2 separate regions of the Homo sapiens genome follow, and region 2 is linked to region 1. The links are chromatin contacts, found by Hi-C or POLR2A ChIA-PET in ENCODE. All regions are on one chromosome and are shown on one strand. The core of a region is the stretch at or near the end of the contact, and the rest is flanking DNA. Distances in the headings are between cores, read along the strand shown.

What was found. Hi-C counts contacts between places; a loop is a spot of excess contacts on that map. ChIA-PET counts read pairs that join two places held with the same protein, here RNA polymerase II (POLR2A). Pooled maps may share reads with other maps.
Region 2: a loop to region 1 is called in a pooled map, with 2.4 times the contacts of the local background. The contact joins two enhancer-like sites. A Hi-C loop is called at or near these places in 1 of 168 maps with a recorded cell type or tissue (GM12878), 12 of 37 single-sample maps with no recorded cell type and 5 of 50 pooled maps. POLR2A ChIA-PET finds 5 or more read pairs at or near these places in 1 of 52 experiments (K562).

Annotation. Positions count from the first base shown.
Region 1 is chr7:36,942,395-36,946,655 of GRCh38, forward strand. All of the region lies in intron 16 of ELMO1 (engulfment and cell motility 1), which reads right to left. Among named protein-coding and RNA genes, the nearest start is that of MIR1200, 25 kb to the left of the region's middle. RefSeq lists an enhancer at 637-706. Within about 2 kb of position 1,382, at least 3 of the 41 ENCODE cell types and tissues checked have a DNase peak (open chromatin) inside an H3K27ac peak, as active enhancers do.
Region 2 is chr7:36,739,985-36,743,883 of GRCh38, forward strand. No RefSeq gene overlaps it. Among named protein-coding and RNA genes, the nearest start is that of AOAH, 17 kb to the left of the region's middle. Within about 2 kb of position 2,072, at least 3 of the 41 ENCODE cell types and tissues checked have a DNase peak (open chromatin) inside an H3K27ac peak, as active enhancers do.

The sequences.
Region 1 (4,261 bases), core at 132-2,631:
GTCAACAATGCTTAAAATAGAAATATAAAGTAATTACAAGTGACAACCCTCAAATTGTAGTGAGGCTTAAAAGCAACATTTTCTCTGTCTCAGGAGACAGGTGGGTGCTGCCACCCTCTGAGGAGGCTTATGACATGGATGGGGATTTCAGGAGGGAAATGAAGAGGACGTTTTCTTTGGCGTAGACAACAGATTATCTTTAGTCACATAAAAACCATAGATTTGCATGGAGAGGGAATAAATCTGGACAAATGGCATAGTTTACCTTTAAGAAAGCACTTGCTTTGATGGTGGGTTCACTGTGTTCTGGCTTGAAGGAATGATAACATGAGATCATACACAGCTTTGCATGCTAATTAGATTTAGTGCCCTAGCCAGGAAATTTTTTAGGCTCTGTAAAAAATCTACACTTATAATGAACACTTCCCAAGAAAATGAATACACAGTACAGAAAGGCCTTTCTCAGTAACTGATAAGATGCTCGCAGGAAAGAGAAGAAAAGATGTCCAAGGATCTGGAAGGAAAAAGGCAGTCCTGACAGCACGCCACTGACAGCTTCCAGAATTCTCATGCAGCAAAAATCACCATGACCAGCCACCTTCAGATCATGGTCACGGCAGGCTGGCATGTGGGACAGTTCAGTGTGACACAGACTACCTGCGGAACCTGGGTCCTACCTCAGAGGTGCTCATGGTGAGGGCTACTGCCTCATTCCCTTTGAGCTCCAGTTCCCACATCTGTACACTGGGGACAACGCTGGCCACTGCAGCGGGTCGAGGTGGGTGAACATGCAAATGAGCAGGCGACACATTCATTAAAGTCCTTCCACTGTGTACGTTCAGTATCCCTTATCTACTATGGTTATGCAGTTCTGTGACTGTCAACAATACCTTTTCTTTTATGCGTAAAAAATTCAGAGTAACACGGTGTTTATATAAATCCAGTCTTCCCTTTCCCCTACCTTTTGTAAGCTCTGCCTCAGCTAAGCTGCCACACTCATCCTAACAAAAGGGCCACTGGCCTCTCCTTGTCTCTGTGCTCTCTGTTGGCATTTTAGATCTTCAGTCATGAGAGGCTCTTTGTTCAACTGCTTGATCACCAATTTCATTCATAGACAATTTGATTGGAGTTTTGGGGGATAAGGACTGTCCTGTTCCTATTTCTATCCCCAGAATCTGGCATAGAACCATGTACAACTGCTACGTAAGAAAGTTTGAATGAATGAGTAACTGGAATATTTAATGCTTCGAATAAGTGAAGTGTATTATATGCCTCTAAATAGTTCATTCACTCCTTACTCAAGAAACATGTATATTACTTTTAGTTTTCAGAACGCTTTGCACTTTTGTTTTCAATTGCAGAACATATTTTCATAACAAAAAGGAAATGAAACCTTAACCCCAGTTCTGAATAACAACACTCATCTTTTTCCTCGAGAGCTCCCTTCCTGGCTTTCCATGAAAGTCATGCTAACTTCTGCTCTGAGGGTGGATATACACTAGACAGGGTCTGCACAATCCTTTAGGAAAATCACAACAATAGGGCTGGTTTCACATTTAAAAAATGATCAGGAAACATAAAAATGATCAAGAAAAGAACAGGGAGAGTAAGAGAGCAAGATGGAGGTGGGGAGTACCACAGGTGGGGCATCTCTGCTCAATGCCACCTGGTATTGCCACAAGAACACATGCAGCTCTTATGTGCTTCACAGTGATCTTAGAACGTTACATAGATTAACTATTCCTCATGGCAACTTTCCCTATTTTAAACATAAGGACATGAACATAGAAAGGCTAAGTAATTTGCTGCAGATGACTCAGCTAGTAAATGTCAGAGCAGGAATCTGAACTTGGCAATGTGGCTCCAGAATCCCTGCTTGCCACCTGACACTAGGCTGCTTCTTGGGCACGACAATCCTGAGAATCCAATTATCACCATCTGTATTTTTAAAATGGAGAAGTTGAGATTCAAAGAGACTCAAACTTGACCAAAGTCCACCAGCTCACACGAAGGAGTGCACGATTCAAACTAAAGTCTGCTTGATTTCAAAGCCCACATGATTTTCACTCTACTCCTGGGACCTCCCGTATAATATTTTCTATCCTTCTCACAGGCTTAGCAAAAGATGATTCATTATTTTCTCTGCTGAGCATCTTGCTAAGTTCTACTGGTGAATATCAAGCTGTAATTTTACTCATGAAGCATGTCACTGGTCTCTTCCCCAATGAGGAGATCAGTTTCTCTGATGACCGGAGCTCCTTGAAGTCAACGGGACTTCACAGACATTGATTTGTTGCCTGCTGGAAGCCAGTTGTATAGAAAGTAATTGGGAAGCACAATGGAGTGGATGTAGCCCAGCCTAGGAAGTGTTCCCAGCCCTTAGTGAAAACATAGGCCCTCATACATGGAGACAAGATTTGGGAGAAAAGGCCCAAAGCTCTAAAACACTAGTACACCTTCTTAATGTAGAATTAGAGCTAGAAGGGGCTGCCCCACCAGAAAAGCAAAGGAGCCTATGCTAGCAGTGACTGGTTGCCTTGAAGTGGGAATAAAGGGTCCTGAATTCACTCTGCGAACCCAGGGCAATAGCAAGTGTATTTGCTGTCCTTTCCAACGCCTGCTGACTCACGGCAGCTTTGCTCTACTCTCCGGGGATAAGGCTAAAGAAAACGCCACAAGTTTGCTCTGGGTGTGGTACCATCATTACTTCATTATTCACAGGTGATTTCCTATTCCAGTTCTCAACATTGTTTTCTTCCTAATTTTCAATTATGATTGTTTAATTGCACAAGGTCCATTATTGTCATACATTTTCTCAAAGCCTTTGTAGGATATAAAATAAGTTTTTAAGTTACTATTGCTATCTTAGGTACCTTCTAGAATCCTCTGACTCACTTTTATATGGTTTCTTCCTTTTCTACTTTCACAAGGGTTTTGAAAGGGCTTACAATACAAATGCACTAAGTCAATGAGCCTAAGGAAAGAAGTTGGAGCAGAAAATAAACATTAGGGAGGGAAGGAGGGAGGTACAGGCATACCCCAAACCGGAGCCCAGCCTCAGTGACGGGCATTTAACTTAGCACGAAGCTTTCCGGGAATCCCTAGAACGATCATTTAGAATGTCATTACCTCAATCAGCTTTATTAGAGTTATGGGCTCTTAGTTGCATAGTTGAAAAATAAGAATGCCTCTGTTTTTCCAATAGTGGCTCACTGTGTTTCCCTTAGCTCCCTGGATGGGGTTAAATCGGGCAAATTTCCCCAGTGAGATGACTTGCTGTGGCTCCATACCCCTCACATTCCCCTTAAGTCAGAGTCCATGCCTGCTAACATAATAGCCTGACATACTGCCCAGAGTCCTTGACGGTACTATTTTTAGCAACAGGGCCATGTGGCACACAGTCTAGAGTGACTGTATCTCACTCCATCCAATTTTCTTTTCAACTGGACCAACTTTAATTAAAAGGGGCGAACACATCCCCAGATCAGACAGATTCCCACTTTGGACTGTAGAACCCAAGGAAGTGACATTTTTAAGAAACTCCTTTGGAATCCTGGAATGAAAGGCATCGGAGGTAGGTTATTGAAATGACTGATCTCCACCTGTCCCTGCCTCTCCTGCCAAAGGAGGATGGGACGTGGACAGTCTGCAGGCACAGCAGAGGTAGCCTGAGCTGGGAACAGGAACAGCAAAGCTGACAGCTGTGCTTTTCTGCACCAAGCACCCTGGGAAAAATCAACACTTGGGCAGCCCTGCTGCCATCTGTGGCGTTTCTGCAGCAGACAGGTTATTTATAGAAACTTGTTTGTGCAAAGCCAATATTTACCTGTCGGGGCTGTCAAAATTTACATTTCATCTGTGCCATTAGCCTGCTGTTTCCCTGTCAATAAAGGAAATTTCCATCACTAGAAAGGGAGACTGGGGGCAGCTATGAGGACTACAGTCCCCTCCCAGTAAGTGAGAGAATGAGTGGTATTCATGGTTACAGGGTAAGTGCATCTGTTGCCCAAGTGGCCACTGGACCCTCATGCTATGCTATGAAGACAAAGAGTTGTCAAGACCCAAAACTGGAATTCTCCCAACTGCTTCTTTGTAATTTAATCTTCAAAGCCACCCTTAGTTAAAATGAGAATGGCATGTTCCGCAACCACCTCTGTGTTTGTGTTGCTCCGTGCCTTCCAAAGGACTATTGTTATCTGTGGTAAGGATGAGGGGTTGGGGGCTCTCCCTAAAAACCCACTTTCTTCTAAAACCATCAAGA
Region 2 (3,899 bases), core at 822-3,321, 200 kb before region 1:
GGAAATCTCACTGGGGAGGGGCACTAATCTCTCAAACCACATCCCACTGTGCACCTGACTTTGCATGTTACCCGTTGCCTGCATCTCAGGTATGCCCTACCAGCTGGACTGGGCCTTCGGGGTTATTGATATCTGCCTGAAATAAATTCTCACTCTGTGCCTTTAGACTCTGAACGCTAGACCAAATATCCTCCCCTGTAAGGGCCAATCTCAATAGCAGGGTTGAGTCCATCTCAACATCGTCCATCTTGGTTTTGCAATCATTTCCATCCTCACTGGTCTGCAAGGCTGGAGTCCAGTTGGCTTTGCAGCTGAGGCCATCTAAGTTAGAATGTACCCAGCTCGAAGTCACTCTAGGATAGAACCAGAGTTTTGAATCATTCCAATGCCTTTTCCTGTCTCCTGGAAAAAAATGCAAATGCTTGTGATGCCTGTATTAATACCTAAAAAATTAGCTGGTGCCTTGGGTATGACCTAGAGTCACTAGTACCTGTTCCACCTGCCCAGTTTGCTCTGACCCAGAGCGACTCTGCCTTCAGACCTCATCCCTGGGTCTTCTCCTGGAACCAGACTCTTGCAGGCCATTTGCTAGACCATCCGCTCCCCTGGCATTCACTGCTTTGCTGGAATACACTCAGAAGTGGTTTAGCTCCTCCAGAACGACCACCTTCTCACTGCCCTGTCCAGTGCCTCTGCTCTCGCAGAGTTCAAGCCAAAAGACAATGGGATCATCTAGCCAGGTGTTTCCTGTAACATGGCTCATATGAAGTTGTCTCTCCGCAAACCTAGCAGGTAAAGCAACCAGCCAGCACCTTGCTTCAAAAACCCTGATGAGCGTTCCCCCTTGGAGGGGTCAGAAAACCTCATGGCTACAGGTCATGATATAAAAAGTCTTAATTTCAGATTCAGAAGCTTTCCTTCCACTCTTTGATTGAGAAATTGCTCAGACTCTAAAACAGACCTATTTAAAGGCTATTGTTTGGTGGGCTGCCTCAAGGTGCGCATGTAGAACTGATTCAGGGGCTTACACAGGCCACACCAAGAACAAGACAGTAAGTGCATGGCACCCACGAATAATGTGCTTGAATTCCACCATGCAGGAAAATAGTTCATTCTCAATCAACAGAAACAGAAACCTTTCATCCTGTCACTGTCAGCTCTGAAACTTAGGTCTTTTATGTCCATGGAGTCATAGGTCTTAAATTATATGATATGGATGGAAATAATCTGGTAGTGGCCTTTCCTCTCCATTTTCTCTCATACGTGAATTTTTAACATAAATATAAGGAAATAGTGCATTGATAAAAGTAAAAATGTTTCAGTGACCTGTTACAACAATTATAAATGAAATTGTTAGAATTTTCTGTTCAATGCCAATATGTGGCTTTTACACAAAATCATACATATTTCTTTTTTTCTTTTTTCTTTTCTTTTTTTTTTTTTTTTTGAGACAGAGTCTTGCCCTGTCACCCAGGCTGGAGTACAGTGGCACGATCTTGGCTCACTGCAACCTCTGCCTCTTGGTTCAAGCAATTCTCCTGCCTCAGCCTCCCTAGTAGCTGGGATTACAGGCATGAGCCACCATGCCTGGCGAATTTTTATATTTTTAGTAGACATGAGGTTTCGCCATATTGGCCAGACTGGTCTCGAACTCCTGACCTCAGATGATCCACCAGCCTTAGCCTCCCAAAGTGCTGGAATTACAGGCATGGGCCACTGCGCTCAGCCATATTTCTTATTAATGGTAAAAGAAATTATAAAGTCAGCCTATATTAAGCGGATCCACAGTCTTCATAGGGTTCTAGAAAACTCTTCATTAATTAATTCATTCAATACTTGTCTATTAATCAGCTACTATTGATCACCTACAGTCAAGCACTGTTGTAGACATGGAGATTAAGAAAATTTGTAAAGATTTCTGCCCTCACTGTTGACTTGTGCCATATGGCAAATTAGTTTATTTCAATATGGTTAAATTGCTTTGCTTTTTGTTATTATTCACCCACACGATCAGAGCTGGCACCGATATGCAAAGCCCTTTGTTGGGAAACTCACAAACCTACTATTCCTGTAAAGTAGGAAGCTGCTTTTCTTTGTGTTACAGTGCCCTTTGAGGAGTAGCTGAGGCTGGGCTCTCACGCTTGTACATGTGCTGGTCCCTATACTGACTTTAAGCATATTCCATAGATAAAAGGAAACAACTTCTTGCATCAGGAAATTAATGACATGAGGCTTTTTTTATCTGTTCCTAATTGACCACCTTATGTAAAGAATCTTAGGCTGGTTGTAGTGGTTCACACCCGTAATCCCAGCACTTTGGGAGGCAGAGGTGGGAGGATCGCTTGAGCCCAGGAGTTTGAAACCAGTCTGAGCAGCACAGGGAGACCCTGTCTCTACAACAAATTTAAAAATTAGCCAGGTGTGGTGGCATGTGCCTGTAAGTCCCAGTTACTCAGGAGGCTGAGGTGGAAGGATGGCTTGAGCCTGGGAGGTCAAGGCTGCAAGGAGCCGTAATCACACCATTGCACTCCAGCGTGGGTGACAGTGGGACCCTGTCTCAAAATAATCCAAAAAAGAATCTTATATTTTATGGTGTCACAGACCCCTTTGAGAATCTGATGAAAGCTATGGATCCTCTTTCCAGAAAAAAAAGCAGCTAATGCAAGCACACTAACATTTACACATGAATTTACAAAAATCACAGACCCCTGAAACTAACTTGTTTATTTTCATGGATCCCAGGCCCAAGGACCCCTGGTCTGGAAGCTCTTACTTTTCTCAACTTCTTACTCTGAATTCCACATATGTGAAATTTCTGTGAAATGAAGTTTTCCTCTTTAATTTTAGCCCCTTAGATTGAGATATTGCGTGAAAACCTTGGGGACACCTGTTTTTTTATTATCATCATGATACAAGCTCTTCCCCTTGAGCAAGGTCATTGGAGTGAACATCAGTCCTTGCGCTGGGCTGCTGGCACAAGATGATGTGTGGGAAACCCCAGCCCAGGCCTGGTTTCCTCTCTTCAAGCCAGATACCATGTACTGGCTTTCATTTCTTCTTTCCAGTTGTGGGAATAAAGCCAAAGTTCCCTTGTACATTCACTTTACATGTTTGAATATGCCCTTTTGTATAAGTTTGTGTTCCTCTTTTTGCCTTTTGCAAAATCTGCTGACTACCACATCTTGGCCATTCAGAGAAGAACAGGTGGATGCTCACCAGTGTGGGCTGCCTCCATTTCCCCTGCTGAGGAGCAGTGATTCTAGACAGTAAAGTGGTGACATTAGTTATGAAATTCTTTGTTTGTGAAATTCACTTGCTAATGTGGTAGCCTGTATAATCACCCCCAAGAGAAGTTTATGTCCTAATCCTGGAATCTGTGAATATATTACTTTACATAACAAGAGATTGTGCAGCTGTTTAGAATAGTACGGATATTGAAATAAGGAGATTATCCTGTACTGTCTGGATAGGCCCTATATAATCATAAGGATCTACATAATCATAAGGCAGAAAGTTCAAAGTAAGAGTAGGCGACCTGATCATGAAAACAGGGGTTGGAGCAATAAGGGGAAGTGAGTATGTGCCGGGAACAAAGGCAGCCTCTGAAAGCTGGAAAGGCAAGGAGACGGATTCTCTCCCAGAGCCTGCAAAAGGAGTACAGCTCTGCCCACGCTTTGATTTTAGCCTGCAAGTCCCATTTTGTGTTTCTAACCTCCAGAACTATAAGATAGTAAGTTTGTATTTCTTGAAGTTACTAAGTTTGTTGTGATTTGTTACAGCAGCAATTGGAAACTGATACACTTATTAACCATTCCATTCAAAAAGAACAAAGGGTTAAAGTAGAAGCAAGATCAAATTTCCCAATCTACTTTTGCTCTGTCCTCTGCAATATCTGCAAG